Linked DNA regions of Mus musculus: region 1 is linked to region 2. The links are chromatin loops, found by intact Hi-C in ENCODE. Cell type or tissue: gastrocnemius. All regions are shown on one strand. Links, peaks and the distances in the headings refer to the core of each region. The heading gives the core; the rest is flanking DNA.

The links. A loop is a pair of places that touch in the nucleus more often than their neighbours do. Peaks named below come from ENCODE experiments on the same cell type or tissue, not always from the same donor. Only the 100,000 strongest peaks of a DNase experiment are listed, where the experiment ranks them.
Region 1: it touches region 2 in a loop (1.9-fold over the local background); 2 of 42 quality-filtered maps call a loop at or near these places.

What each region holds. Positions count from the first base shown.
Region 1 is chr16:24,629,036-24,645,024 of GRCm38, reverse strand. All of the region lies in intron 5 of Lpp (LIM domain containing preferred translocation partner in lipoma), which reads right to left. Among named protein-coding and RNA genes, the nearest start is that of Mir28a, 190 kb to the left of the region's middle. In gastrocnemius, for the core only: no CTCF peak of the experiment used is centred there; a DNase peak (open chromatin) is centred at 9,457.
Region 2 is chr16:24,494,739-24,510,727 of GRCm38, reverse strand. All of the region lies in intron 3 of Lpp (LIM domain containing preferred translocation partner in lipoma), which reads right to left. Among named protein-coding and RNA genes, the nearest start is that of Gm24440, 96 kb to the right of the region's middle. In gastrocnemius, for the core only: CTCF peaks have their summits at 8,075 (motif pointing left) and 8,921; a DNase peak (open chromatin) is centred at 6,190; H3K4me3 peaks cover 337 bases; H3K27ac peaks cover 4,477 bases.

The sequences.
Region 1 (15,989 bases), core at 5,202-13,201, 130 kb before region 2:
TCTTGCTACCAAATTTAGGGAAAATCCATGTTAGATGGTAAGCTGAGAAATGCATTTCAGGAAGCAAAATTAGATTTTCAGCTAAGCCAGTTCTTGACTCTACCTGTGGGAGGCTTTTCTTTACACCACTGCATCGATTTAAAAAGAAAAGGCCTCCAAAGGATTCTGATGCTGCCCAGGATAGGATGGTCCACACCAGAATCAGGGACCAGAGAGCTACTTTGTGACTTTAAGGAGAAGATAACAAATGGAATGAGAGGTAGAATATATCTAGCAGATACATGCAACAACAAAAACAAAAAGCAAGCCACCCTATAACCATATTTACTTCTTTGGACATGTTACAGCTGACACTAGGTAATACAGAATATGAGCCTGAACTACCCTGATGATACAGCTGGGAATATTAAGCTTGTTTGGAAAACCTACAAAGAGTTTCACAGAAACATTGGCAATAACATATCACTTCAGTGTATCTGCGTTTGCTAAGTGCCTGATGCTTGACCGTGAAAGAAAACTAGAAAGTCACTGGCTTGAGAAAGTGAAAACTACCTATAACTGCACATGTTCAAGGCGGGGTGAGGAGGAGAAATACTGTGATACAGATTAAAGCTTTGTAAGTGCCAGGCACTTGCTTAATAGCTTTTAAAGACGCTTTCAACACCAATGGTTTATGACTCCGTGACTCAAAATGTGAGGGCGAATTAACAGCAAAGAGACAGACTGTTTCCAACCTGAGTAGCCAGAAAATAGCCCGATGTTATGGCAGGGCAGTTAGCCTAACTGCAAGAAGGCACTCATTGAGCATTTACCATAACACATAATTCTCTAGGCAAGATCAGGCAAAGAGAACTCAGTAACTCGTGCTGCTAATGACTGACCTCCCTCATACCAAAACCCCATGGCCATATTGGAAATTAAGCAATTCAGTAGTTGTTTTCAAAGTAGACTCCCAGCGTACAGTATTTTCCACGTGCCACTCAGTTGTCACAGGGGAGTATAAAGGACTCCAGACCTTTGGAAATTCCCCCCAGGAATCCGTGAACTTCCTGTATAGAAACAGCTTCACCTTCGAGCTTGCTGGTTGCCTAAAGGTTTGGTGGGTAGAAAGGCATGAAGACGAGCGAGTACTGGCTGCCCAGGCCAAAGGCAACTGAGATGGAGGTGGTGCAACAAGAAACCTGAAATTGAGGTGTACACATTTCCATCCTTTACAATAAAAACCAAGGAAAATACCAAATTACCAAGATGGAAAATTCCCACCGTGAGCAACAAGACTGAGCAAGAAGAGAAAAACAAGCTATGCGGTCACGGGAAACACACATCCCCCTGCTAAGAAAACACACATATTCCCACGAAGAACTCTTTCCTTCTGAATAGAGCTAAAGGTGCAAGAACTAGTTTGATAGAGACATTATATTACCTAGACAAACCTGAACTGGATTATCTGTTTGTTTATTAGATTATGGCTTTAGGCTCATTGTTTCCTGCTAAGAGCCCTTGACATGAGCCGATACACACATTCCTTGGAAGGAAGGCTTTGTGGTTGTATTTTATGGTGCTTAGGCTCTTGAAAAGACTTGTGAATGCAGTCACCCCAGAGGATTAAATCTCTGGGGCCACCTCATTGGGAGGATCCAGTTCATTTCACACAGCCTCAAATAGGACATATGAGCTTTTTGCACCCAACACCAACTTATTCCCTGTGGAATTTCTCATAGTAACCCTCACCCGCTGATCTTGGTCACCACCCAAACACCAGATCCTGGGTGCCAATAAATTGGAAATCAAAGCAAGGTAAATTGGAAGTGAAAGTCAACTAGGTTTCACTTCTGTCTGGCCACCCAAAGGGGAGAAACGCTGTCCTGGCATTTCTGTCAAACCATCAGGCAAAATCGTTCTCCCAAAAATAAATACCAGAGTGTATCAACCACAGCTTCTGACTCTATATAACAAACAAACAAACAAACAAACAAATGATGTCATTCATTTACCATCTACTTACTTTGTTGATCTCTTCATTTTAATAGGAAAGCTTTTGTTCGTATGCCTCAGACTGGATTGGAACGAGGCTATGATATAGAAATCTTCTGAGGACAGGGGTCTTAACATTCTAGGATTCCCAACAACTTCTCATCCCAAGCCAGCAGGGGCATAAACATGAGAAGGACACATTTCTAGAAACAGCACTCCTGACAAAGCTCTCAAACACCTGTGGCCTTTGTTTCTCTGATATTCTAGGGATTGGGCGGTGTTGTACTCTTAATCCTCTCGGTTATAAAACAAGTCTAAGTGTTGATCTTCTGTGCCAGCGAGGATTTATCCTACAGAGTTTTCTGTTTTGTTTTGGTTTTTGGTGCCTACGTTAAAAAAAAAAACAAAAAACAAAAAACGAAAGTATCTTGAAAACAAAGTATCTCAGTATCTTATTGATTACCAATACAGGCCAATATTGTTTGAACTAAGCTTAGAGAAAGCAGTAAGACACACCTGAAGACTGGTTCCTCCAGTTCCCTAACTGTCCTCTATGGAGTCCATTCTATCGCCACTGGACAATACAAATTTGTTTTAAATGGGATGTTCTAAACAGCCCAGCATGCGATGAGCATGGGAGTCATCGCCTAAAACACAGAGAGTCGATGGAACTAATTGTAAATTCTACTTCATGTTAATTCATATAAATTAGATATAAACTAAAACTCAAAATCATGACTAGCAGCTAGCATATCACATGTCAGGGAATTATCTCTACTACATAAAGAAGATGACTCATTCCATTTTCCAAGGACAAAATTCATGTTTGGAAAGTATGAAACTCAACCCGTTTTTTGTCAAAATTTCAGTATCAGAGAGTATATAGAAGAAACCCCCAAGGCATGAGCAGATTCACAGATTTCTCATCATTTGAATAAGGAGATGCCAATAGGGAAAATAATCAGGTTTTACATATTCCCAACACCTCAACTCAGATACTGGGTTAAAGGTACTCACAAGTGAGGGCCAGGAACTAGGAAAGGGAATTATTACACAGGGAAACACTGTTTTATGTTTTGTTTTGTTTTGTTTTGTTTTTGTGTGTTGTTGTTATTTAGAAAAAAAAGGGCAGTGCTACAGAAAGCCCCGAGTGTTAGTGCTACCCTGCCAAGGATGTTTCATGAGGACATTCTGGGGAGCAAGTGGCTGACATGGCTTCTCAGGGGAGTTTATTACTGATGAGGCCATATGTTAAGGTTCCACAGTCCGCATTACCAAACAGCAGGGGCAGAGGAGCAGTGTCTCTATTCTGAACACAGGTAGGGCCACAGAACACACTAATACCCCCGAGGAGGCAGGGACCCAGCACAGTGAGGCATAGCAGAAAGTGAGGCTCTTCACTAGTAAAGAAACTGCAGGGAAGGCAGGGCAAATGCAACCGGAAAGGTTAAGAGTTATGCAGGCATAGCAGGTGTGAGGGGAACAGACGTACAGTGAACACACAGGAAGAGAGGCAGTGTGAGCTACTGAGTCAGCACATGGCACACGGGAAGTCATTTCAAATCCACTTAGACCTTCAACCTCCATCAACAGATTAATAACTTCAAAGCAAATTGAAATGAACTTGATTATACTTGCAAATTACAGCAAAATTAAAAGACACCCCAAATGTAAAGGTAACACTAGTATATATGCGCATAATACATAAAATTCAAAAACGCTAACAGAATCACACACACTCACACACACACACAGACACACACACACACACACAAAGTTAATGCTGTTTGGATAAGATGTGAGTTACCTGATTAGGCAATTGTTTGTTTTAAAAAAAAAAAAATCCTATCATGGGACAAGGGAAAATAAAGCCAGAATTGTGACATGCCAACTAATTCACTCTGTGTGCAGAAAGTCACTTCATCAAGCTGCTGCAATGAAACTGCCACCCATCTCTTCAGCAGCAGCTCCTTGACACAAGCAAAGGAGACGTGAGTATGAGAGAGAACCGTGAGAAACTGGCACCTAATACAGAACAGGGACACATAACCAGGGATCTCTTTAGCTTACAAGGAGATCCATGCAACAGAACACCCATGCATCTGATCAGAGGACCCAAGTAAGCCAGGGTTATGGATCTATTAGGAACAACTGGGTGTAAGGATCTAGAATCAGGCTTAATGGGAAATGTCATCTCATTTCCGGTGGTCTGTTAGGCAGATAAGCCCTTTGGACAAATATTTTAAGGTTTTCCCTTATCATGGTGCCATCATCTGAGTGGGAAATGTCTCCACAGAATCATTCTTGAACCCTTTGCTTCACTTTATCGGGATTTTGAAGCTATAGAGCTGTGAGGAACTGAGACCTGACTGATGGAAGACATGGTTATGTTCTACCTCTGTGCGCCTCGTGGTCAGCAACATGGAAAGGCCTGTATCCCATGATGCACAGCCACAGGCTGAGCTGCCCCACTATGCCTTCCCAGCCCTAAAGAATGGCAAGCCTCCCTGGGATGCTATGAGTCAAGTTGTTACAAAAAGTGGTCACAATGACACAGGAGGAACTAAAAGCATACTTCTACAAAAGCCTGGGAAACTCAGCGCCGTGTGAGCAGGGAAAGTGGGGACCCACATTAACTCTTCTTGCTTCCCCAAGTGGATCACTGAGAACACCCTTGCTCAGGAAGCTTTTATGAAGATGTAATGAGACCACAGCAATCAATGCTATGCTATGCTATGCTATGCTATGCTATGCTATGCTATGCTATGCTATGTACTGTCTGTCTGCTCTCTGCCTCTATATTAGAAACACCTCACTTGGGTTTCCTCATTCTAAGAATATAAACTTCTGCCTCCCTCTCTATTTTCTAGGTAATTTGGTTAAAAGCAAACACCTTCTGTGCTTACCACACAGAATCTTATAACCTAGACTGAGGAAATCAGAGAAACCACTAACCTTAATGAAGTATTGGCTATATATACCTGTGCTTCTATCTATATCTTAAAATAGTTTATAATTAAGAGCAGAACTCTACTGACAATACAATAGACTCACTAATGCTAATATGGTTCATTTGACTAAATATTTTAAATATATATAATAGCTACAATAGACACAGACCAGTCTGTCACTTCACCCAACCAGAGAAGTCACTCAGAATTAAAATTTTTACTCTTAAACTTTCCCACACCATGCCCCAAGGCAAAAGCCACAAGATCAATAAACACCCTGCAAAAATGGTCACCTAACATTATTTATGGCTGAGAGAAGTGCTTTTGACACACCTACAAAAGTTTCAGTTTTACAGCACTGATTGTATTCTGTGATATTTGAGATTATCTCTGAGACAATTCCGGAGGGAAGGACTGAGGTACAGAGGAGATGAAGTGACCATCAAAGGGAAGGAAGGCTGTGGAAAGAAGAGAGAGGGACTACATGCGACAGGAGGAACAGCAGTACAAAGAAGTACATGAGCCAATCCTTGCTGAAGATGATGACATATGTGGAAAGAAACATTAAAATAATTGTTACAACAGTTTTTAAAATTGTCCATGGCAAATTGTTAAAAAAAAAAAAACAACCAAAAACCAGAAAAGTATGTGCTTTTGGAAGTCATGAAAGAAGCCCCAGCATCCAGAACTTAAGATACAACACAATTCTGAGTTAAAATGGCACAGGCGAGATAAACTGTATGGACTTTATCTCTCAGAGTTCAAGCCAGCCTTAGCCGAAGTTCAGTATTTGATATAGGTTGAATGGTTTGTAATCTATACTCAATCCGACACACATGTGGCGCTTAGCTTATAAATGTCCCCTTTCGATTTTCTCATCCAAAGCTTAAGGAGGGACCTGGTACATGTTAAACTAATAGGTTCCTTGTGCTCATGCTGACAGTCTAGCTTGTGTATGCCCGAGGTAACTGTGCAATGTTTGTATTTGCCTAAGGAAATGAACTAAAAATACAGACTCTGGTGTTCCATAGACAGCTCATAGGTTCAGACCAATACACTCACACAACTATTGCCAGTGTACTATCATTGATGTACAGCAGTAATCCAGGGTTCTGAACAGTCGAGGGAAAGTGCCAGAAATTACTTTCTAGGATTAAAGAACACGATGAGGAGTTGGGATGTGGAAGAACTAATACTGAACAAGGACCTCTAGCATGGCTGCATATCCTGGTTAACCAATCAGAGCGAAATGTAGATCTGCCCCTCTTGGTAGATGAGCATTATCTAGGCAATGTCTAGTAGACTAATGACTTGCTATTAGTTTAAAAAACAAGATAGGTTAGTAGTTATACTGATACCCACTTACTGAAAGACAGTAAGATGATTTTTATTTGTTTATTTTGTATTTTCTAACTTTCCCTGGGGATAAAAACCCGATTCTTGAAGTAATATACCTTAGATATGAGAAAATGGCATACTTAGAAAGGGGAGGTCACAGAACAAGATAAGATCTCCATGCCATAGGGAATGGACATCAAATATTTGCCAAACTCCATGGACAGTGTTGACCTAGTTCACTGGTTAGAGCTCAACACAAACAGGGAACATCTGCTCAGCTTTCTAGCACAATATCTAACATGATTCCATCGCTTTGAAGCTATCATGGTGTGGCATCAATCACCAATATTAGAACCAAGTTCCTCAGGATTCAAACACAGGCTGAAGACCAATGGCTCTCCAGGAATCTTCTGGACTGTTAACTCTGACTGGCAGTGCTGAGACATTTAGCCTCATGGCCTGAGCATCTCTAGGATTCTAGGCCTATCCAATGTGAGACCTACAAGGTAGAATACAAAGGTTATATCCTTATAATTGACCCCTTTAATTAATATATATGCACAATTGTCTTTCTACATATATGTGTTATTATGTAATTTATGTGTACATGAATATATTTATCTATTTAATCAATTTGTTCTTTTCCTTGAGAGAACCCTGACCAATCCATTACTATTATCCCAACCTACAACCTACAACACTCTTAGCACACATATTCATCAAACAGGCATGCACAGAAGCGAGCACCAGTACCAGACACTATAGTTCCTCTCTTGTCTCTGTGTGGCAATGCTTGTGTTCTACAATCACATGCTTCCATGAGTATTTGATCACCAATGTTCCCGACTACAGTAAAGGGTTCATAAAACCAAAGCCATATTCATTTTGCTTACAACCATGTCCCCATTGTCACACAGTAAATACTAAGACAAAAGTAATTAGATGATTAAAGAAGGATCCTTCAAGACTGTCACCAAAGTGACCTGTCCTGGCCAAGGCATCACTGTCAAAGTAATTGGTTTCTAGCCCCAAGATCTGCTGAAATGTCACAGAATCCTCTGCAATCATGATTTTAGACAGCTATTTGACTAGAAATAGATGCTTTGCCCTCCTCATGAGACATTTCCTCCACATCATTGTGAGACATTGAGTCATCGTTTCTCATATAGAAACAGAAGCCAGAACTAGGAACTACCATTCTCCCCACCGTATCAGCAAGAACTACAATACTGCATGGTACCATGTGTTGGGATGCCAGGGCAAAACAAGACAAGCACACTTCAGCAGGATACATTATCCCTGAAATAACCTACATGTAAAACATCTTGACAGAAATGCTAAAACTGACTAGATAGGCACAAAATGACTAACTATACAGCTTCCGACCACACCCTAAGCCTACGAGTCCCGAAGGATATTGTACAAAGATGCTCAAGCCAGTCATGTATATAAGACCAAAAAGTTAGAAAGACATGCTTAAATCACATTGAGTTTTATCTATGGAAATAAAATCATGAGATACAGAGAGCATATACGATGTCATACTCTGAATTGTTGGGAGCAGTAAACCTCTAGAGAGTCTGCAATGTGCATAGATCATTACAAGGCTGGAGTCATGCAGACAGAAGCCGATTAATATGCCTGTTTAAACTCATTAGGGAGAGGAGAGCAGTGGCTCCTGTTGTGTGGACAGTGAGTGAACTAGGGGCCCTGCTGGGCTTCTTACCAGTCTGTGTTCATTAAGTATTATCTGTGTCTAAACATATCTTGTACATATTTGATCAGTTTGCAAGCTTATATTAATGTTTTCACATTATCCAGATAATATTCATATCCTAGATCTAGCTCAAAGAGTATATTATAAATCCTCACAAAATGTTATGTTCTATCTGTTATCATTAAATAATACATGTATTATTCTATTGAAAGCAAATACAGTCTCTGCTAAATAAGCTGGGTGTACAAAGTGAGGCATGGGCAGGTCCAGGCTGGCAGCGTGTAAATAAGGTGCGTGAGCACAAAAGGTCAAAGCAGCCAAAGAAAATGGCTGCTTGCCTCTGAATCCCAACACAGCCCCTCAAATAGCTTACAGTCTCGTACCTCATTGGGCCTATCTATCAAACAGAAGGTTCTTAGAATTGGTTGTACACATATAAAAGATATAAAAGAGAACTGAAAATGCAGGATATGGCAAATAAACAATTATTATGTTACTTTAAACAGCTCTATGTATTTCTAAAGAGCCCTGCATACAGAAAGGCATTCACAAACACCTTGGAGAAGAAAAGAAACCAAAATAAAGAGTGAGGATGAGGCAACAGAAGATGGTTAAAACCTAACAGAGACCACAGTGCTAAGGGGGTGTATATAAACTCTGCCAGGGGACTGAGCAGAGGGCTCACACACACAAGGAAACAAGGTGAGCCTCTCAGCACTGCAGAGCTGCCTTCAGCCCCATCAGCCCCGCCTACAACACCTGACTGACTCCCTTTCAGGTCTGCCTCCAAGGTAAAAAGAACGAGAAATAATGCTCAAAAGAAGAGAGTGGGTCCATGTTTCCAAACCACATAAATAGAGTCAACTTGCAGCCGGCACTACCATAAGTCCTGGGCCCCCAAAGTAATCTCTTGACACTCACTGTGGTACTCTTAACAGCTTATAAACCCAGCCTTTTCATAATGTTAGGTCTTCTGAGGATTTCCTCAGCCCCAATCTACACTCCTGTGTCATTCAATGTCAAGACCCCTCTCTACGTCAGAGGAAGAAGGTGGAGCCAATTCAACACTGTGCATACAGGAGTGGCAGCATTGCCCTTCATGTTTCCAACCTCTGGACATGGGTGCCCAGAGAGGTCATTTTTGCTTCACATCTTATGTTGTTTCATAAAATCACATGTTTCTCGACTCTGACTTCACGACTGACATGGGAAATGTTTAAAAGACCTGATGATGTGCACATCCTCTGTTCAGCAAAATGATCAGATATGTGAGGGCTGCTTGTTCCATCCAAGCTTAGCTAAGCAAGTGCCGTGGTGGATCCGCTGAGATTCTAAGTTTCCATGCATCACGTATCAGTGTTGAATGACTCGGTGCAACTGGGGCGTTTGCAGTGCTCTCTGGTGAAGGCAGATTCACATTAGGTACAGAGAGCCTATTGGTTGGCTACAGCCACCAAGGGAGAGATGGAAGCTCTTCCTTCCAGCCCTGGAGTCCTCAGCACCTGCTCTCTGGAAGACAAGGATGACAAATGGCCAACAGCAGGTGTTGTGCAGGGAAAGTGGGGCATTTCTAGAAAGCTGGAAAGCAAGCATGGGGCTTGGAAAGAACCTAGAAAAAAAAGCAAAAGCAAACAAACAGACAAACAAAATCACTCCCTGCCTTCTCAGTCTTCTCATTGCTGTTGAAGACAAAGCTATTATCAGCCTAAGAGGTTAGAAACAAGGTAGATGCTGAGACCAGGCCTGCAGAAGGAGAAGCAGCAACAGCAGCAGTCTGGGGAAACATAGGGGAGAGAAAGTGTTTCAATCTGCCAGTACAAAACAAAGAAAGGAAACTCAGGAAATGAGCTGAGAAAGGCAGAGAGGGACTAAATTGTTTTTAATTAAATGAAAATTTAAAATGGAAACAGTAACAAAATGAAAAGTCAAAAGAGCTTTTATATAGTATAGCATTATAAAAACCAACCACACAGAAGCTAAAGGGAGATGAGGTCACCCATAGCCACAGACTATAATATTGCTTTTCAAAAGAAAACTAAACTGAACATGAGCAACAGTTCAAATCCCATCTTGCCCTTGCAGTCTCACCGGCACAACCTGGGCGGCAGCAGAAAGAGACATGGTTGGGGGAAACTAAAAGCCACTTGCTACTTTCACTGGTTCGCAGGGGCCACGTGGGACTAAGCATCCAAATGAAGCTGGTCCTGCACATTCAGCTCAAATGATGGACAGTGCCCACCTGAGTACTCGGCGCCATTTCCACTCATTGCAGCATGGGCCCAGACTGAGTGAGGTATGCATGATGCTTTCTTTCATAGCAGTAGTAAGCACAACGCATGCACACAGGATGTGCTTTTGTGTGCACAGTTGTTTCTACTAGAAAGAAAAAGCCCTGAGTGGCAAGGGATGAAAATGTCCCCATCGCTGCCCAATGGAACAGGAAGGAGAAAAACACTTGATTGTGACAGAAGGCTTGCAGGGAGATAACTGGTAGCAAGTCATTACATATGTTCTCTAGCACAAATGGCCAGGGTGCTTCATCTCTTTCAACTAACTGATATATACGACTCTGAAACCAGGGAGCAGGTAAAGAGAGAGAGGAAGAGACGGGGAGTGCTTTATCTGTATCTGTGTGCCTTTGTTTCTTTAAAGGGTAGAAGACCAAGGAGGTCAAGGACCTTGAGCCTTACTTATTTACAAACCAAAGATAGTGCTTGGCACGTGGCAGACTCCTAAACATTATTTGAATGGATGGATGCATGATTCTTTCCTTTATTGAACTAAGGCCTGCATCTTTTATTTTTTTCTTAAAATCCTGAGTACATGCTAAACAGATTATAATAGACATTTCCCCCTATTTAAATTATATTCAAAGTACAAGAAATAACTTTATTTTCCCATTTAGATGTTCAATGAGTGGCTAAGGTCGCAAAGCTGTTTGCTCTCTGTGTCCTTTCAACATATATATGAATAGGAACAAAGGTATACACACAATAAATCATTTATAGTGTGAAGGATATAACACAACCATAAGAAGGTTATGCAGAACAAAACTAGACCATGCTTGTAGATCACAGTATTGAAATTATGTAGTTTGACTCTACAAAATAAAGGGAGAAAGATCTAGAGTCCAACGATAAAATTTCCAGATTGGAATATTTCAGTGAGGGGAGAAAAGCCAAAGACTATAAGCAGGTATGAGGGAGACTCAAGGTAGGTTTGAAAATGATGCATCTCTGCTTAAAGTATTGTACACACGCTGGTGAAATGAGGAGCATGCCACCCCTGCTGAACAAACTGATTAGACGTTCTGGTGTGATCCATTTCCTTCTGTGCCCCGGAAAAGGAGGAAAGAGGCAAAGTGCTTTGTTAATGAATCGGGGTAAAGTGAAGTTGAGTGAGAAAAATTGTGACTGGATTGCAGCTCCTTCCTATCCTGTGCATGTTAGAGCTATGACACAACACTGCTTTACATCCTAGTAGCTGAGGAGGATTGACACAATGCTGAGATTCAGCACTGCTAACTAGGAAGGTCAGAAAGCATAGCTCTGAAGCTTTGGAAGTCAAAACCAAAAATAAGGAGGACCGGATGTAAGATATCCAACGCACCCCACCAATTTCTCTCATCCAGACTGATATGATCACAGGCTTTCAAATGTGTTCAGCATTTCAAATTCACAACTACCCTTTCCCTAATATACTGTTAGAAAAGAAACAAATAAAGGTTAAGATTTTCTGTTAAATGGAGAATCTTAAGTTGGATAGGTTTTTACAAGAAAGGACACAGAGTCTGCCAAAGAGAGAGACAGGCCTCAGAGGTAGGCCAGGGCTGCATTCACTTGTACTCCATTACACCGATTCAGTTGGAACTGTAATGTATAACACGTTCACTTTGGATGTACAGCATGCAGTCACTGACAGGAATGGTCACTTTTGCTAAAGATGGGGCTAAATACGCAACTAAATGAAGTCAGAGTTTATAGAGTCCCTCTCCATTCTGGAAAATTTGATGTGTTTCTCTATGTATATACTAATAAGTCAAAATGATGGAAAACTGAATCTGGAAGGAAAGTTCACAAATATTCTCTCAATGGTTTTTTTCTGTCTGTCTCTATCCTTGAAACAAAAAAACAAACTGTAGACCTATGACACCTTTAATCATCTAGAAACATCTTTAAAAAAAATAAACACAGACTCATCAAATTTGTAGCTCTTTCCTGGCTTGACCTCCCAGGTCCTGAGATTGTAGGAGTATACCACAAGAATTGGCTCCTCCATCAAATTCTTAATCAAGAATACTCTAGAGTCAGGAAGAACGCCATCAGCTTTCCCAGGCTGCTCTACTCCCTGATCTAAGCTGGTGAGCATCCTCAGGACACAACGCCAGGCATCCTTCTGGAACAGTTACTACAACAAAGGGCTTGCACTGAAACTGTGCGGGGATTAAGTTCAGAAATTCCTTTACAACATAGACACACAGGATCTTTCCAGATGGCTCAGTGGTTAAGAACGCAGGCCATTCTTTCTAAAACCCCATGTTCTATCCCCAGAAAACAAATGGCAGCTTACAGCTCTAGTTGTAACTCTAGTCCCAAAATATCCAACAACCACTTCTGGCCTCAAAGGAAAGGCATACACATAGTTCACTGACATATCAATAGGTATAACTTCCTTAGATAAAATAAAATAAAAGAATGAACTGAGGCGCACACAACACAATGAACAAACAAATGTCAAACAAACTTCTTTCAGGGAAAGGTGAGGTCTCATCTCACTCAGATTCATGCTACGGATTTTAGAGGATATCTCTTTGCCCAGGTTGCTGATATGATACATTATCACATGGAATGTAATTTTTACAAATCATTACCAAGTATTCAAATTTTAGCAAGCAAAAGGAGTAATGAGGGGTGGTGGTATAGACAGTGGGAAGAAGGTGCTGCAGACACAGTTACTGATAGAAAGGGGAAATCAGCATCACATGTGACAATACATCCACTCTCTCAGGCTGGACAACAGCACTCCTAAGTCTCTCCATCCTGGGACCCAGTGAGGCTTCCACACTGATCCAGTCACTTCCTAGTCTCACTCCTAACCACAAAAGCTGTTCAGAAGAGCAGCATCCTCGGTGTCTGTCTGTTCTTCCCAAAAGACATCGCCTAGAATCTGTCACCTTTTAGACTGCCATGGGAAAGTATCGGGCTTTTAGGTGACAGATGCCTTGTCTTGAAGGGCAATGTAGGCTCTCTGTATCAGTGACCAGAGCAGGTATGATCCTCTTTACTATGTCATCAGCTTAAACTAAGACACTTAGAAAGCTCCCACTAGAACCACACCAGACGTTTCCACACCCAGGTAACTAAGCCATTTGCCACTTTTATATCTGGGTAACTTAATAATCTTCCAGCAACTACTAAGCATCTACAACCCGCTGGGCATTGTGGTACACTTATTACATGAAAAAGTGACTTGTGGCGGTTAAAGCTGAATATAGAGAATATCTGTGTGCACTGGCTGCCCACATGGCATATGACACGGGACAGGACAGTGAGCAGTTCCCCACATACCGTTAGGTACTGTGGGAAATGTGCAGCAGTAGACTTAGGGATTGGAGTTATAGGATTCAATTCTGATGCTGTACTCTCCAGGGAACAGTTATCAACACACAGAGACAACTGCAATGCAAAGTTCTATAAAGATTTACTGGGCTGACAAACACAAACCCACTGTAGAGTTACTTATATTTAAAAACTTAAGCATGCATCTTCCAAATCTGATCCCCTCTGGGCATGCAAAGTATCATCTGATAAATGCAAAACAACATGCCCTGTGCCAGAGCACACTGACTGCTGACTCTCAAGGTTGAAATCATGAAAGGAAAAAAAAATAAAACCCTCTGAGTTCTTTGCAGCAGCAATCACAAAGGCAACTGTTCAACGTATAACAGGAAAATTCTGAAAATTACACATATAAAAGTATATGCACCTAAATGTGTGACATATGAAAAGGCATATAAACACATGCTTCGACTTGGAAGGATGGAAGAAAGAATTTCTTATTACAATCTTTTTCTGTTGCAGCAAGTTTTCAAGCCCTCTATTAAACAAAGGTTTCTAAGCTAGAAGAAGACACAGGGAGGAAGGAATGGGATGTCTAAGTTGTTGTTTTCATGGACAGAATGAAGAAAGGATTGGCACTAATGCCCAAAGGTCAGGCAAGACCATTAAATGGTGACAGTACTTAACATTACTGCGGGTAAGAACAGCAGTCAGCAGTACCAGATAAATGTCTGACTTTAATGAGAGCATGAATTGATATCTAGGGAATATGATAGCATAATTCTTACTTAATGTTTTGTCAGCAATCATATAAAAATATGAGATGTATGTAACTGAAACAGCATATTTACATCTGGTTTCCTATATAAAGAAAGCTGACAGGAACTCCTAGACTGTATGGCTCTTCTTTATCCATCATAAAAGACTGGAAGAAAATCCTAGAAGGAAATGCTATGTGGCTACTTTATAAGTAGCAGAAAGATCATTTATTTATGATAACATTTAGTAAGTGCTTACTAAGTACCAGGCACTATTAAAAGAGTTTTTAAATATAATACCTAGCCTTCAAAATAAGCAGGAACTGTTCCTCTACCCTTTCCTACACCAGAGATCCAGAGAAGTTCACTCACTGGTCAAATAACCACATAGTTAGCATTTCTCAAACAGTGAACAGCTACTATTTATCCCATACTGTACCAGGAAAATAGAAAGGCAGTGAAGAGTAATGTCAAAAGGAAGACATTTATAATTCAGAAAAAATTCACAGTCAGATACCTAAAAAATCAGCTAAGGAAGAATATAAATTATAAGGCAAAGTGGAAAATACAAATCCTACAGAAAACACATGGTTAAACTCCATTTCTGTTTTTAAAAGAATGAATTTCTAGACAAAATTGGGGTTGAACAACGTATGGAATTAAAATGACTAAGCTTACTCTACGCAGCCTTGATCCACATCAGCTGAGGCTAGACATCCTTAGGATGAGCTCACAGTCTGAAGTCCTTGGACATGACAGGTAACTGTGTAATAGCAGTCACAGTCATGGGAATGGAAGCTTCCTTAGAGCAGGTCCCAAGTTCATGAGGAGAACTGAGCAAAACCTCAGAGACGCCAAGACACATGGAGAGAATTAATGTGTGGATGGCCCCATCCAGTCATTGCCGAGTGAGCAGAGGGGTGACAGTGGGACTCTAAGCTGGCACACACCTCATGTGCACTGAAATTCTGACCCCCAGACAGTAACTGCTGAAGCCCCTGCCCTGAGCTGTAACTGTGCAAGGATGTGTTCCTGGAATGTTTGCTCAACATCAGCAGGTCAGAGAACTCCTACCAGAGACCATATCACTGATCTAGCGTGGCAAGGATTTCACGAACACTGAGAAGCAAAACCTGAACTTTTGTACAATCCCCACCATCACAGGAAGCACACAGTCGACCACAAATACTGTATTTTCTAGAACTTTCTTAAGAACTATAAAGTAACCCATTTGCAGAAGTTGTTGATTTTGTGCATGGGGACTGCACTGTTTGTGAGATTGAGGAAGCAAACGAAGGCTGATTTCCTGGGGTGAGTCACGGCCGTAACCCCCTTTTACTGTATTAATAGAACGGGGGGGGGGGGGGAATTTTCCAGGAAACATGTATTACCACAAAGACCAAAATAGAAAAAGGTGGCGGGTGACTTAATCACTAAACAGAGAAGAGTAGTCCCCTATCTTTATCAGAACAAGAAAACAATAAATCAAACCAACACATTTTGAAATGTGTTAACATCTTCACAGTTCCAGAGCTCTGTTTTAATATCACACAAGATTTTGTATTAGCAGAAATTCCATGAAAACTCTAGGCTGATTACAGATGAACAAAATTTCTGAAGAATTAAGTAGACTCTCTTGAAATAGTCAAACATCCACTTGTTCCTTTGAGCCTGAAATTAACAATGTATACCA
Region 2 (15,989 bases), core at 4,843-12,842:
GTTCTAACCAGTATACCTAAGGAAACACAAGTAAGTAAAGAATTCAATTTCAGTGGGGCAGAAGGATGGCTCAGTGAGTTACAGTGCCTGTAACTCAAGCAAGTGGTGTGATGGCGGTGCTCTATCTGTAACACCAATACACTGAACAGCACAGGCAAATCCCCGCAGCTCACTTATCAACCAGTCTACCCAAATAAGAGAGCTTGTCTCCAAAAGTAAGGTGAAGAAAGAAAATATGCTGACAGGAACCTCTAGCCTGCATGTGTACCCACAGGAATGAGGGTATGCACACACAAAGGCACACATGCATATTACATACCATGCAAACTAAATTAAAAATATATGTAGAAAAAAATATATGTGCATGCATGTATTTGTGCATAAATATGTATGTGTATATATACACAAGTCTGTGTGTAAAGACACATTTAGGTGTGTTGCCTGTCATCTGATCCATGTATGTGATAATAATAAATAACACCCAAGAGAACTGGGGACAGAAACATGAGGGATTACCATAGAGAGGTGTGACTACAGGCTGGATGAAGAGCTCCTGAGGGGCCATGCCACTCAAAGGCTCAACTGGGACAAAGTCATTCCAACCCCATTTCTATTTCTAAGAATGGAGGCCCTCACAAAACTGGTGTGAAATTCAAACAGCAACACACATTGGAAAGTGTTTTTGGAAATGTCTGTAGGAGCAGAAAGGGACATTCCCACTCATTTGTCCCAGTGCCTGGGAGAGCAACTTCCTGTCTGAGCCAACATGCCTCAAGTGGAGTCAATTCCCAGCACAGCCTGCATTCAGCAAAGCAAGATGGGATGTGGACAATTTTCTAGAGAGCCGATGTTTTGCAATTCCTCTATTATTTCTAAAACAAAAAGGAAAAACTCTTTTTCCCTCTTTTTGTTTTTCCAAATAAAAATAAATTATAACCCTTACTTGCTAATAACTGCAGGCTGGAGCTGTCCTTAAGTAAAAGCTTTTGATAACAAATTGCCTGCACTAACTGCTATTTTACTGCTGAATTTTTTTATTGTTGCTTAAGCATGGCAATTATGCTAATAAGCCTGGGAGGATGGTGCACTGAGTATTGAGTCTGACAGATAAAATACTCAATAAAATGCTAATCTCACCTGGAAATTGGAATCAGACAGTCTTATTAGTATTTATGGATATGGTATCCTAAACATGATTTTTAAAGATAGATAGATATGAAATCAATGTCTCCAAACACGGCCCACCATTCCTAGTCCTCTGTGTGCTGAAACTCAAGGTGACGACTCCTCATTACCTTTGTCTTGCTTCTTGCCACAGAAACATCATGGGGATTGTCTTCCTTCCCCCACGTCCTCCCCTTCCCATTATCACACCCCCCTCCCCACAGAGGGAAGGTAAGAACTGTCTGTCAGAGCAGAAAGAGGCAGATTTGACAGCAACAAGAGCCATTTGTCAAACCATCTGGTTCTCTCTCCACCTGACAGGAAGGAGTGATGTGTTAGAAAGAGCAGAGAACAGAGTATTAAAGAGTTGGCTTCTAGTCTTGACTTTGCTATTTCCCCAACGTGTGACCTTGCTAGACCTCCACGTGTCAAATAGGAACCTTCTGCCACCCAGTAACTATGTCTCTGTGAGAAACACATATCCATGTGTTGCATTAAAAATTGGGTCAAGGGCCAAAGATATGGCTCAGCTGGTAAAGGCACTGGTCACCAAACCTGACCACAGGCTTCAATCCCCAAGACTCACACAGCAGAACAAACTCATATTCTCTCTCTCTCTCTCTCTCTCTCTCTCTCTCCCTCTCTCTCTCTCTCTCTCCTCCAACATCCACATATGTGCTCTAGCATACATGTGTATTTGTGTGTGTGTGTGTGTATGTGCGCATGCGTGTGGGGAGAGAGAGAGAGATTGTTTTTAAAATGGAGCTCTCAAGGTCATGGATCAATGGCAAGGAAAATATAGGAACCATGGTAGATTAAAGAGAGCGGAAAGCTGAATATCTTCAGCTCTAACTTACATGGTTCTCTTTCAACCAAATATCCCCATTATGGTACCAGCCTAAATTCAGGTACCGCAAGCACCAAGTACAAAGAGGCACACTTTCCAATTGCCCTCAAGTTTAGACTGATTTTCTTTTTTAGGATCAGCACATTTATTTATTCAAGGAGGAACCAAGGATATAAGTTTGTTTTTTTTTTGTTGTTTTTTTTTTTTTTTTGCTTCCAATTTTGTGTGTGAAAAAGCAAGACATGTATGTCAGTGCATAAGTCTTAGAAGTCAACTTCTGAGAGTTTGTTTTCTCCATCTACCATGTGGATTCTAAGGCTCACACTCAAGTCACTAGGCTTGATCCTCCATCTTTAACTGCTGAGTCATCTTAATGGCCCCTAGGTACCTATTTCAAATGGCCTGAGATCTAAAGGGTCCAATATTACTTTTAAACAAAAATGTTTCTTCTTGATTTCCACATCAACCCCATCATAGAGAAGGCGCACTCTAGAAGTGACCAGAGGCTCTCACCCATGCGCAGTGAGTGGGCACTAGGGTCAGGACAGGCAGCCTTGCCTTCTGACTGATTTTAGTGTGCTGCGAAGCACACCACAGGGTCACAGTGTGTTGACTCATTCAAACCTGAATAGCCAAGACACAAGTCACAGCCACACATGGGGCGGGGAAGAGAGCCTCACATCTGAAGCAGCACCAATCAGAGATTTCTCACAACAGTCTCAAGGACACAGGAGCTAAACAGCCCTGAAACCTCTGTCTTCCTCTGTGAAAGATCTACGCCCAGGAAAAGCAGGTTCATAGCAAGAAGCTATGTCCTCTGCCCCAGATACTCTCTCCCCTTCCTCTTCTGACCAGTGAGTCCTTGTGGCCACAAGCAGCAAGCATGGGAGAAGTTCCACCAATAAAAAGAGCTCAATAAAGCTCACGGGTCTCTCCAGCTGACTCCCTCATGCAGGCACAGCTGAGCTTATTAAGTAATAATAATAATAATAATAATCAGAGAATACTGGCAGCCGGCCTTTGCAAAGGGCAGAGGAGAGCCCCTGGGGTAGATGCTCACTGGGTGAGTAGCTTCAACCACCACAATCTAAAACAACTTCCATGTATGTCCAGGCATGTATGCATACATGCTGGAGCTCAGATACACACAGATCTTGAACAAAGGGGGACTATGAGGTCCCTGCCACATTTTATAGATATATATCCACAACTTCCACGTGCTGGTCAGTTCTTTATTTCTACAATTCACATAGGAGAAGAGAATTCAAGTCCATGATCTCCTCCATTTCGTTACCCTATGATCCACACTAAGTGTGCAAAACACTGTCAGAACAATCTTTCACATGGAAACCATTCTCCTCCAAGTTACAGGAAATAAATGTACTTGTCCAATTCCCACAGGTCCTGAGACCCACACCCAGGCCCCCGGCTGCACAGCACTGGGGTTTTGCTTCATTTAGTGTGCTCGGTTTTATTTTTTCCATTTGATTATCCTCCCTCTAAATTACCAGTTGTTGCCCTGTTGCAGTAAACAACCAGAGCAGAAAGTCAGCTCTGAACTGAGACAGCTCCCCACAGAGGAACAACTCAATTCATACTTCGAGGAATAGTTTCTGGGAAAGCAGAGGAGGTGATGCTATCAAATACTGAAACTTAGAACTCCTACTCACTAGCTGCCTGGGGTGCAGGAAATGGGGCAGAGGCCCTCTCCCTCCCTGTTCCTGCTGCCCGTTTCTGTCACTCATAGTCATTACCAGACTGAACTCTTTAGTCAAATGAAAGCTTTTTCCTAGCTTTCTGGCCTTGGGTAAGTCCCTGAAGCCACTGGCCCCGTTACTCACACACACTTAGGAACAGCTATGCAAACACGCATGTGGGGCTGACTAGAAAGTAGCCCTGCCTTCCTTGCCCTACACAATACTACAACATGCTGCAGGTCTACAATGGCTCAGCTCTATCACAAACTCAGACTTCAAACATCAAACTCTCCGTGGGTCTCTCTTCTACCCACCCTTCCTACCAGCCGCCATCTGCTATAACTCCAGACCAAGCCCACTCACCTCTGCCAATAGTGAAAAAGAACCCACCTCTCCATCACCATCATCAACTTTCCCCTGCACCCTATGGGGTAAGATTCCACCAGGTATTCAATAGCTCTGCATCAACAAGATCTTAAAAAACAAAAACAAAAACAGAAACCTCCACTAAGTGGCTGCCCTTCACTGTGCATGCAACAACTCCAGTACCAGGCTGGTACCAAGGTCTGGATTAGAAAGAAAAGCCAGGACAAAGCAAGGCAATGTGGACACCAAGGAGTACTGCAGCCAGCACCTATGAGCGTGCCACCCAATAAGCAGGCCACCATCCACAGAGGCTGGCCTTCGGGCAGGTCATGCACTAAACACTATCTTGGGTCCTTACAGACATCCTTTAATATGTACAACTAAGCATACAAGGCACATCTATCCCTCATTAAAGTCACTTAAATTAAGGCTTAAATAGGCTTTGTTATTCATTCCCACTGAAGCTGTCTGTGCACACCATTCAAATACAAGCAACCTTAGAGCTCACACTTTCAAGTCTATGCATCTTTGCTGGGACACTACTAGGTTTTATTCTGTTTTATTTTAATATTTTAAAGTGTGGTTGCCTTAAATTACATTGTTTACCCTTTGAAATTAAAAGACAATAAACCAAAATTCCAAGAGCTCTCCAAATTTTCAAAATTATGTTTTAATAATACTTCTAACAGTCTTCACACTCTGTTATTTGGATACTTATTATCTTATGTTTAAGGAATAAAGTATACTAAGCTTAGTACTTACAGAGAACTTTAACATTCCGTTAAAGTTAAAACATTATATAAAGTTGTATTAAACAATGAAAAACAATTCAAAATTCAGATCCTAGTCATGTAACAGCCTAAGAGCAGCATTTCTGTAACTGGCGTGGCACAGAGGAAGGTGGTGCAGTCATGGAGGAGGACATGTGGGCACTACCCATTTAGATACTTATTTCTCTCGTGTCGAATGTGCCCACATACTGAGAGGTGCTATTTCTAAACAAGCCCGAGACACTCACAAAGGAGCCCTTCCTGACTGCTGGCCCCATTTCACAGATTTTGCCATACACACAATCTGGTGGGCACAGGCTGGGCACAGTGTCCTAGGCTTGATCTTTCTGTGTGGTTCCTGCCTCCTGTAGCTTTGTTCTACTTATATTCTGAATGAGAAGCAGTTTAAACATAAAGAATTATTACGGACGAGTCACTGGAACAGCATTTAATTTCAAGTCAGGAGAAGATGTTTCACAAGCAGCAATCTAGTTAAGATCCTAACAGTGCTAGTGGAAAGTGGATTTATCGAGGACATCAAGGGAGGAGTCTGACCCTGGACTCTCCCCAAAGGCCAGAGTCATAAAACAAAGCTGTAATTTCCCCAATTTCACAAACACAGCACCTTAACTCTGTCTGCTTTCCCGGTAATAGGGTGAATGACTGCACAGTCTTCTTAAAGGAGATAAACGAGCAGAGGCTGGGATGCACCTCTGTAGCAGAGTTAGGCTCTGAGTTCAATCCATGGTGATAAATGATCAAAGCAGGAGGGGTAAAAAAAAAAAAAAATCAAAGTGAGAAATTTGGAGGTCACTGTGAAAACCACTTCCTCGTTGTAAGAGGCAAATGTTTCTGAGAGAAGGTGACACCCTTAGGAACCTCAGTGCTGGAAGACAGACAATATCCCAACCTAACTGCAGTGGCCCAGCATCTACAGCAGGCATGCCCCTCCCACTGCGCTAGAGAAGAGGGGCTAAATAGAACTGAGCAGAGGCTGGCAGCTGCTCTTTAGAGCTCTGCTCCTAAAACAGGCTTCCTCTTGAATCAGTATAAGGCAGGGTACCTTCAAGGCCAGCCCCTGAACCATGATCCAAAAGGGAGAGATGCCACCAGAACAGGAGGCTGTGTAGAATGGGATCCTGAAAGCTCAAACATATAGGATGGGGGCAGATGGAAGTATCCTTCCACATGGAAAGCTCCTGCTTAGGAGAAGGAGAAACTGAGGCGAGCATGAAGCAGTTCTTGGCAGAGAGAGCCATCTCCTGAGATAACACATGTGAAGATGTAGTGTGTAAAGAGAAGTCCAGAGGAAAGCAAGAGGAGGCAAGGATATACCACACATAAGATACCTGAGGCTGCCTTGGAAATACAGCCCAGGGCTCATGGCTGAGGTTCTGAGCTCTCTGTTCTTGGGATCGGTGGATCTCTGCCAGGAGCCAGAGGAGAGAAGTGTACACAGACCACCCTCCTATCAGCTGTATACAGAACAAGAAATTATACAACTCATGAATGCATCACACCCCACCATGGCTTCCTAAGACTGCCGAGTGCTAACTCACATGGCTACAAAACAGGCTTGTGGTTTCAACATAGACAATCCAGTCCCACAGAGTTACAGACAAGGAAAGCCAGGAAGTCATATCAGGGAGGAACCTGGTAACTCAAAGAGGGGACAAGATGGCCACAGCCCGCTTCTCCATGAATTCATCACATCATATGAATACCTTGTCATTGAGCTTCATGTTAAGCCACCAAGAGCTTTAACTTTATAAGAAGGCCAGGAAGAAAGGTAGGTAACAAAGGAGGGATAGAAGAGAACAGAGAAAATGGGGAGGTAGGGAAGAGGCAACCTGGGTTGGGAACAGACAATGTGAAAGGCCACATCTCCCAAGGCCCTGCTGGCAGAGGTTTAAACAGGTTCACTGTGCTTGTGGACCCAGAAAGACTATGTACAGGTCAAGCAGAGTGCTGGAAGAAAGACAAAATCCCAACCTAACTGACAGTTAGTTGACTGTTCAAGGTGTAGTCAGGAGAGGGTATTCAAGAACAACGGATAAAACTTTATATAATTGATTTCGGAAGGTCCTCAACCAAAGTATATCAGCTATATAAAGGTTCAGGGGAAGTAGACACATACCAATCACTCAAGATGGTTATTCTCAGGAGAGAAAAACAGAGGGGGAGATTATGGGGTTAGCAATTCACAAAAATGATCCACCCCTTCATCCTCCCTGCATATTCCTGCAATCTGATTTTGGAACATTCCTCATCAAGACACACAATCTTTCTCTACCATATTACTACTGGCAAGTATACATGGCCCTACAAACGCAGCCACTGCCTATTTGACAACCAAGCTGGCATTTCCCTACCTTATCCATAACTAGGTAAAAGAGTGGTAAGTGTTTTCACCTTCTCAAATATCTTCTGAACAATAACAACCTTAGCAATGTCGATTAAATGCTTCATGTATGTACGCTATTAAGCGTTTCCCGTGCATCATGTCACATAAGCTTTGTCAGTCCCGGTAGCCCTTTGACAGAGGAGAATGTCAATTCACAGAAACTAAACAACTTGGCCAAGGTCATGGGGTGACAAAGCAGAGACTCCTGGACTTAAACCCCAACAATCCATCTCCACAGCCTACACTCCATCCACTGTGTCAGGATGTTCCAACATTGAAGCTAGAAAAAGGTTAAGTGACCCTGTTATGACTCCTGGTAAAAATGGCTTCTCTTCAAAGACTCCTAAACCATCTAGGAAATAGTGGTTCTAGAACTGTCCCAGGAATCACAATGAAGTGGGCAGACTGTACACTCCGGACACCTGGTTCTGTGATGGCTGCTGTCCATCTCCTCTTCTCCTCACTTCTGGATCTCTGCTGATTTCCAGGTTTCATCAAAATGACTGGCAGCAGATCCTTGCCAGAAGGTCTCTTTCCTCTCTATCCTGAGATGTGGGAGTTGTAGCCCACAAGGTCTGCGATCATCTAACAAAGAGACAGGTTCTTTTCCCTCTTCCTCGTCTGCTGTGGGTATCTATTTCTGATTAACTGTTAATTCTGTATTTTGTAGACCACCTCCCTATCTTTGACAGAGAGAATAGATAGGGGCAACCTCCCCTTTCTCTCTGTGTTCTGAGCCATAACATGGCCATCCCTAAGTTACAAAACTGCTAGGCATCCCCCCAAAATAACTCCCCCTCCTGGAGCTCACTGGAATCCCACCCAGGCCCGAAGTAACTGAAAATGAAGGGATATGATTGGCTGCCAATTACATCACTGTTCCACGGGCCTGATTAAAGTCTTAATTATTTGAATGCCACGTTCTTTCTACATCTAACTCCACAGACAAATAACCACAAAGGGGACAGCACAGGGTGACAGTGGTAATAAACCACAGTTCCTGGCTCAGGTAGGACAGAGGAACCATTTGCTGGAGACATCTATCATTAAGAACAATCCAGTTACCAGGTGGGGACATACAGCTCTCTATATTAAATTAGAGGAATGATTCAAAGGGGACCAGTTTCAGCTGACAAGAGCAAAAAGAAAATCAATTTCAGGTTGCCAGGACAACTAGACTTTTCCTGCAAGAATAAATCTGATCCAGCCCTAAAATCTGACAACTAAATGTTCCCTCGCATTACATCACATCCCTAAAACGTATGTCGAACCAGTGAGATAATCAAGACTGCTAATGACTTTCTACAACAGTCATAAGATACAGAATTGCTAGCTCTGGGCTGCCTGGCTCCTCTCTCGGGTTTAACCATGACCAGGGCAGTGTGCTTCTTAAAACAAAGCTAAGGTTCCTCACTGTCAGACCATGGATGTGGAAAAAGCAAGGCCGGCATTTCTGTAACACGAGGAAGGAGTCTGGTGGCCTAGACCTATACCCACCTCCTCCCTCTATCACCTATGGACCGACTACACAAGAGCCACAGAGGAAGAATTCAAAGTCGCTCAATCGCACCTAACACAGTCCTAGCCCTGAAGTGACTGTGGAGGAAGCCGTTGTTTTAGCAGTGAGTGTGAGACATAGGTCAGCAAAGCGATGTTCACACTCAATGAGCCAGTCACCAGTAGAGGCAGGCTTGTTATCTGGCTCCTGCTGACAGCTCCCATACCAGTTCCTCAAATAGCTCTCAAGTCATTCCATCTCTGCCTCAGAGACTCTGGGAGCCAAAGTTAAGTCCATTTGATCTCCTACTAATCCACAGAAGACAGTGACCCCAAATGGCCTTATCCCAGGAGGTCAGAGTCCTGGACCCAGATCCAATAATATCTGATGAGATACGCCTCCTCTACGCATTTACATTCTCGGAAGGCTGAATATCAACTTATCTCTGGGGGCTATTAAAAACAAGAGCGGCTAATAAATCACTGGAAAGCACTTTGCAAATATAAAGTAATACAAAAATGCTAAGCACCAATACCATAAGTGCCTGAGACTGAGGCTGTTCCCTAGAGAGTGGGATTTCACAGGGGCCAGGCAGGCTGTACTACACAGCCACCATCAGCAGACACCAGCAGAAGCGCCTATTCTCAGGCTGCTCCCAAATGCTCAAAAGCATCTCTAAACTCTACTGTAACATAATGTATTATAAAGAACATATAAAAAGAAAACACCAAGGGGAGATCGTACATTGTACCTGATCCTAGACAGGAAAGCAAATATCAGGCTGTCCCCGGCCTGTGATAAACCAAGTAGACCATGAAAAATAATGAACTCATTAGAAGGTGTTTTGCAGCAAATTTACCCTTGACAGCCAATCCAGGATCTAAAGAGGCAGAGTCTGAATACTGCACACATGGGAGGTCTCCAGCTCCAGGAGCCATGGGAGGAAGATGTAAAAACAGAGTACTCCTTCCAGACAGTCACAGAGGTCTCAGTGACAACTTTCTCCAGGTGGAAAGAGAGTAAGAAGAAAGCAAGGGGAACGGAGTGTAATGAAAAGCTGCCAGGGAGAGTTCATTCTATATCTGACCCTATCATGACAACCGCCAGAACCTTGTTTATCTGTCCATAACTTACCACTCGATACAAATAGCATACCTACTGCCCACACTGGTTTTCACCATCGTAAGAAGTTGAGCTGTAAGAAGCAACCTCACTGCCTGGTACACACTGTGTATGTGCAATCAGTGAGAGGAATCATGCTAACACAAATGATTTCAGCATCTCCAGGGCTAGTGTCCCACATAGAAACAAAGACAAGAGAAAACAAATGAAGTCAAAGGTCTATACCAATGGATGGAGGAGGAAAATATCAGTTCCCTGAAGCTCAGCCTTATATCTACTGGGGAATGATAACTATCCTTACTCCCCAACATTTAACTCAGGATAGGTAATGGTAGTCCAGGGATGGTCAGGCATTCTCAAACCTCAGGCTTCAGTGGAAACTGGAAAAGAGCATCGCCTAACTTCCTGGTCAATGTAGAGCTCATCTCTCTGAATTCTGCCACTGAAATACTGGCCTGAGTGTCAAATGTGCCTCCCAGAGTCTTATCCTGCAGCAAGGAACTAGTCTTTGGAGGAGGAAAATGTTTTACCGCCTGTCTTCTGCATTTAACACACATGGGCATACCTCGTAGGGAAGTTTAAAAACTGGTATAATAAGCATGAAACTAAAGAGTAAGTTCTCTTTCAGAACTCGGGAGCAGAACAAGTAGATCTTGGAGTTCAAAGCCAGCCTGGTCTACAGAGCAAGTTCCAAGATAGCAAGAGCCACACAGGGAAGCTATGTCTAAAAAAACAAAGTTAAAAAAATCAACCAAAGAAAACAACAAAAAAGTTATTTTACATCTTACTACTAGGATCTTACCTCTATTACAAATCATTAATTATTATTAAACAATTTCTATCAAATGGAGCCCCTTTCATTTAATAATATGCTGTGGCATTTAGGCAACCAGGCTTTGGGAATGCCACCATTTTGTTAAAGGATCTTGCAATGTAGTAACATACTAGATGGCCCTAGGGTCCCATGGTCACTCAGCCTCCTCTCCAGGTCCTCTGACTCCCAATACACACTCCATCCTGTGCCTAGAGCAAGGTGGGCAGCTAGAGAAACCTGAATTTCACCCAGAAGCTACATCTTCCCTGTGTGAGAAGTTCAAGAACCCAAGAGGGAGGGCAGGAAGCTTCTGCCTGGGTCAGGCTGGAGAGGAGACAATGCTAACGTTGATTTCCCAGGAGAAACACAAGTGGACAAGTGACAGGTTCAAAGAACAGCCAAAATGAAGGAAAACTATTTTGTTTGTTATGGTTTTAGATGTACTTCTGTTATATCAACTTTTATAATCAGACCCTTGCTTGGGCTTCTGAAGTTTGCTATAAGGCTTATGCTTATAAAAGTTCCTGGAACATAGTAGGTCCTGAATAAGTCTCTGTAGCACAGTTTGACTAGATGCCCACCGCTAAGCAGGAAAGGGCTTTCAGGGTCAACAAGTGCAAGACTCAATGAGCATTTCTGCTTTCTTGATCTAATAAGATAGGAGAACATGGCTGACACCATGCTTCATGCCTCCTGGACATGGTCACCACTAGTCACCAAACTTGACTCTGAATGACCCCATGTCAGAACAAACAAAAGGCACGTAATTCCCTAGACAAAATCCCCAGAAAAAAAGAAAGAGCCTGTCTAGGGAAGCAGGTAATGAGTGTGGGGAAACATATGTTGCTCTGAAACTGATGGTCCAAAGCCAGAGAGGACATGAGTGGACCACTGGCTACTTTGGGAAGTTGTGCCAACATCTACCTCTTAAGATTCCCGTGAAGTTGAGCTTGTTCTCATAGGCCTACAATCCCAACTACTCAGGAAGAAGGAAAAACTGGTATCACGTTCAAGGTCTGTCTGGACTATAGAATAAGTTCAAAGCTATTCACATCAACTCAGTAGAATCCTGTCTCAACCACTCCATGCTAAGAACTGAAACAACAAAGACAGACGTTTTATTGGAGAAGGGAATGGAGACAAGACATGGAAAGGGCTGGATTCCCTTCCTGACTTCAAAGTTTGCCAGTCACTGCATCCTCCATTAGACTCCAACCATAACTAGGGGTTCATTCCTAGAGAGTCCCAAAGATAAATACTGCTCACACTGGGGCATGTGCCATCACTCTGGGGTTAAAGTAGTAACTACATAATGGTAACAGGAGTTGGCCCCAACCAACCACTCTTCTACCTTAAGGTCTGAAGCCTGCAAGGCTGGCATATTTATCTAGGGCTGGGCCTAATCTTGGGAAACCATTATTATTTATTACATATGAAGCACTTTCTATCTGCAGAGTGCTTCGGAATTAGTTTTTATCAGTTACTCAGCATTCTTGAATCTAAACAAAGCCCAGGCCCTGGTGGACGATGGCAAACCCCAAGATTCACTGACTCATCACCCTGCAGAGGTCCACTCCCACCCTCCTGGGACCAGAGCTAAGAGAGCAGTCAAATCAAGAGCACAGTGCTATCCAACACTGACTCCTTTTGAACACCTGGCATTGGGCTCAATGTCTGGAGTTACGGCAACTCTGGACCTCAGATTTTACCCTTTAGAGCTATTTGAGAGGGCTGTTGTGGTTCCCTCTGTGGTTCTAAGAAAGTGTAATTAGGTTCAAATATCATGTGAAGGAATGTAGGACGTGTTCCTACATAGCTCAAAGCCTGAGTCGCTGTATGGATATAATTCCACTACCAAACATGGTATTGAAAGGGAGAATACACAACAGGGTTTCTTCTCCCATCCTCAATTTCCAGACTAAGAAGAAATCTCAAAACACAGAAGAGAAACTTTTTCAGAAAAATGAGAGTTGACAACTAGAGAGACAGAGACAGACAGACAGACAAACAGACACAAAGATAGAATGAATGAATCTAAGAAATACTTTAAGAGGAAAATGTGAGTTTAAGAGAAAGGCTTGTTTTTCTTAATACTCTCTGTGTGTTTGTGAGTTAGTGCTGATGGAAATTAGGAAGAACTGAATGCAGAGCTCTAAACGCTGAAGGATACAGCTTCCCTTCACTACAGATATCCCAGAGAACAGTCAAGTTTTATCCATCACCAGACATGAACACTGGAAAAGAGCCTAAAGGACAAGAGGGCACCTGGGCAGACTGGCACATGCACACAACATGATGCTGCTCACTCAGGAGGCTCAAGCGGGAGGCTGACAAGTGTGAACCCACTTTAGACTTTGTAAAGAGCCTTTGTCTTCACACAACCACACAGAGGCAGAGACAAGGGGCACTGGTGCTATCTGTCTCTAACTGGGGAAACAGATAGCACCGATAGCCTTGGGAGCCAGGGCCTAGAGGATGACTGCAAATTCAAGGCCAGCCTGGTCTACAGGATAAGTTCCAGGCCAACCAGAGCCACAGATTTACACTACATAAACTATCAGGTCCTTTCCAGGTCTTGATTTGTGGTTTACTTCAGAATATCTGCACAGAGCCCAAAGCTTGGCACTAAACAAAAATTAAGAGAATGATTAGTTCGTCATTGCCCTAAATAAGTGAAGGCAGGCACGCACGAATGAGCAGTCAGCAACCAGAACTCCTTACCACTATTGTCCATCAGCGGGGCAGGCATAATTCAGCTGAGAAGAGAAACAGACTGACACATAGCCCTGCTAATCACAGAACCAGTCACCAAACATCACAGCATTCAAGACTAATGAAATAGCATCCCCTACCATCCTCTGGTCTGCATAGAGCTGTGTATGGGCACACCAGAGTGTGGGCCCTCATGCTGCTTTATCAGGAAAGCTAAACCTTAAACAAAAATAAAGGTACCAGCCTAAAACCACAAACACTCTCCATCCTGCCACCTTCTCACCAAATGCCCAACAGCTCTCTTTGAGCCTCACTGTGGTCATTAGTAAAATGAAGGTAACACTCACAAGCCTGCCACCCTTATGGACAAGGTATAGAGAGCTGGTGAATTACTGAATGTGGAAGGGGTTAGTCCACTGTAAAGCGCTTATAAGCCTACGTCATCTATCATACTCCCCAAAGGATTAGTCATGGTCAATAAATTATTACTGTTTATATGACTGGTCTTTCCTGTGGTTTCCTCATAATAGCACCACGCATTTGTAACCATTAAAATTTATGCTTTTACTGAAGCAGAAGATGCACTGGTCTCGGTGTCCCTACGTCTACCTCTGAGCTATTTGTAGAGACTGCTAGAGAATCCCAGAAATCGTGCTTGCTCTTTACCCTTCGGTTCTGGCCCTGAGAAGAAGTCAACATGCACAGTGTTCAGTGCCTTCATTCTTTTATACTGTACAGCACAAAGTGCTCACACTCAGGTCATCTTTAAGATGGTGCCACCCAGACAAGCAAACGGTTGCCCTCGACGAGCACCATGGGTTGGAACTAGGTGATAAAGGGGAGTCAGACGCTACACGGAAGAATCTGATCTCGATATTACAGTGAACACCTAAGGCAAAAGTGTGGCTTTGTCTGGGCTCTGTTTGGTGTTAAAGAACACAATGGCAATTTGATGCAAATCGATCCACTTGGTACTGCTGAACAAGAAGGAACAACATGAAACACAAAGAAACTGATCTGTAGGCTTTGGGGCTAGAAGAGACTTTCAAGGACCAATCGTATTTGCCAGACAGAGAAATGAGGATCTGGAGAATGAAGCATGACTCAAGAGTGAGCTCTGACATGGCTTCCCCAGAACACAGACCTCTTGTCTCCCGATCTCTCCAAAGCAACCCCTCTGTTATACAGCTTCATCTCTGCCCTCCCCTTTCTCCCAGGACCAGGGGGCTGCTCTATAGCCAGCCTAAACTGTAACAGGGAAATGTAGTTCCTGCAGGGTCCTTAACAAGGGAAAGGGGGACTCCTAATGCCCTATGGCTTTCTCAGAGCAGTAACTTTCTACAGTTACTTGGGATAGACAAGCTGCCATTGCGATATAATAACCACAAGGCTGGAAATCTGTCAAGAATTTCCTTTATCTTCTGTCAGAGAAAGTTCCTTTATCTTATGTTAGAAATACACCTTGCGAATGGGGAGAGGTCAGCGTTGACTACAACCATCTACCAAAAGGGTAAGTCACAGATGCCCGTAACAAGACTACAGCACTTAGGGATAACAGATTGCAGAACCCATAAAGACAGAAAGCATTCAAAGCCTTTCATTGCCTCACACGCAGATGACCACACTCCATTCTTCTCTCAGTCTTATTTAACATCTGTGACAGCCCAGTGACTCATCCAGTCCCTGCCTGGAAAACTCTCTCATGCCCAGTTCCATCTTGTAGAGTGCAGGGAAGCAGTGGGACCTCCCTCCTGCTGGCCCCACTTCTCCCATAAAGCAGGCTGAATGGATAAGAGCAGCAATGACTGGGCAAGGCCATGGAAAGGCTGCATTGAATTAGTGTAAAACTGTGGTGTAAACCTGCGCCATGTACTAGATGCCTCCCTACACACACTGATTGTCCAGAGATAAGAGAATGGGGAAAGGAGGTGGACCAAGGTGGAAGAAAGGCATAATGTGCCTAGGATCGAGAAAAGCTCTGCCAAGCACAGGGAACAGTCTGCCAAACATACTTAAGGAAGTCACAATGGAAATGCAAAGCCAGTATTTATTCTGTCTTTTTAGTTCAAGTCACAGAAAGTATCTGGAAGAATTAGAAAATGCTTTGTTTGGGGAATTCCACAGGAAATGAAATTATCTCAGACAAAATTAGAAGGAAAGCAAACAGATACGTTAGATGTCTTGGAGATCACAGCATCCAGCCACTTCACGGCTGAAAAAGGCACGCCAGGAAGAAAGTGCGTTTCACAGTTGAATGGCAGTCGAACTGGGCAGAAAACCTATGTCTGCTGGCTGTAAGAATGATTTCTTAGTTCCCATCCCATGCTAGCATTGATTTGAACACTAACTGAATTAAGCCGACTCATGTCTGAAGAGCAAAGGGAAAATAAACTTTTCCCTGTGGCAGATGCCTGGAACACTGGCTTCTTTCTCAGAACTTCACAGTTCATGTCCTACATAACGTGGAAATCAAGGAGCAAGCGCCCTGTTTCTTCAGTAGTGCACGTACATTTCTTAGCAATGCATTGCATGTCTGGCATCCTCGTCGGCTCCCTCTCCTGCTCCTCTTATTACCATATTAGGCACTGAGTTCCA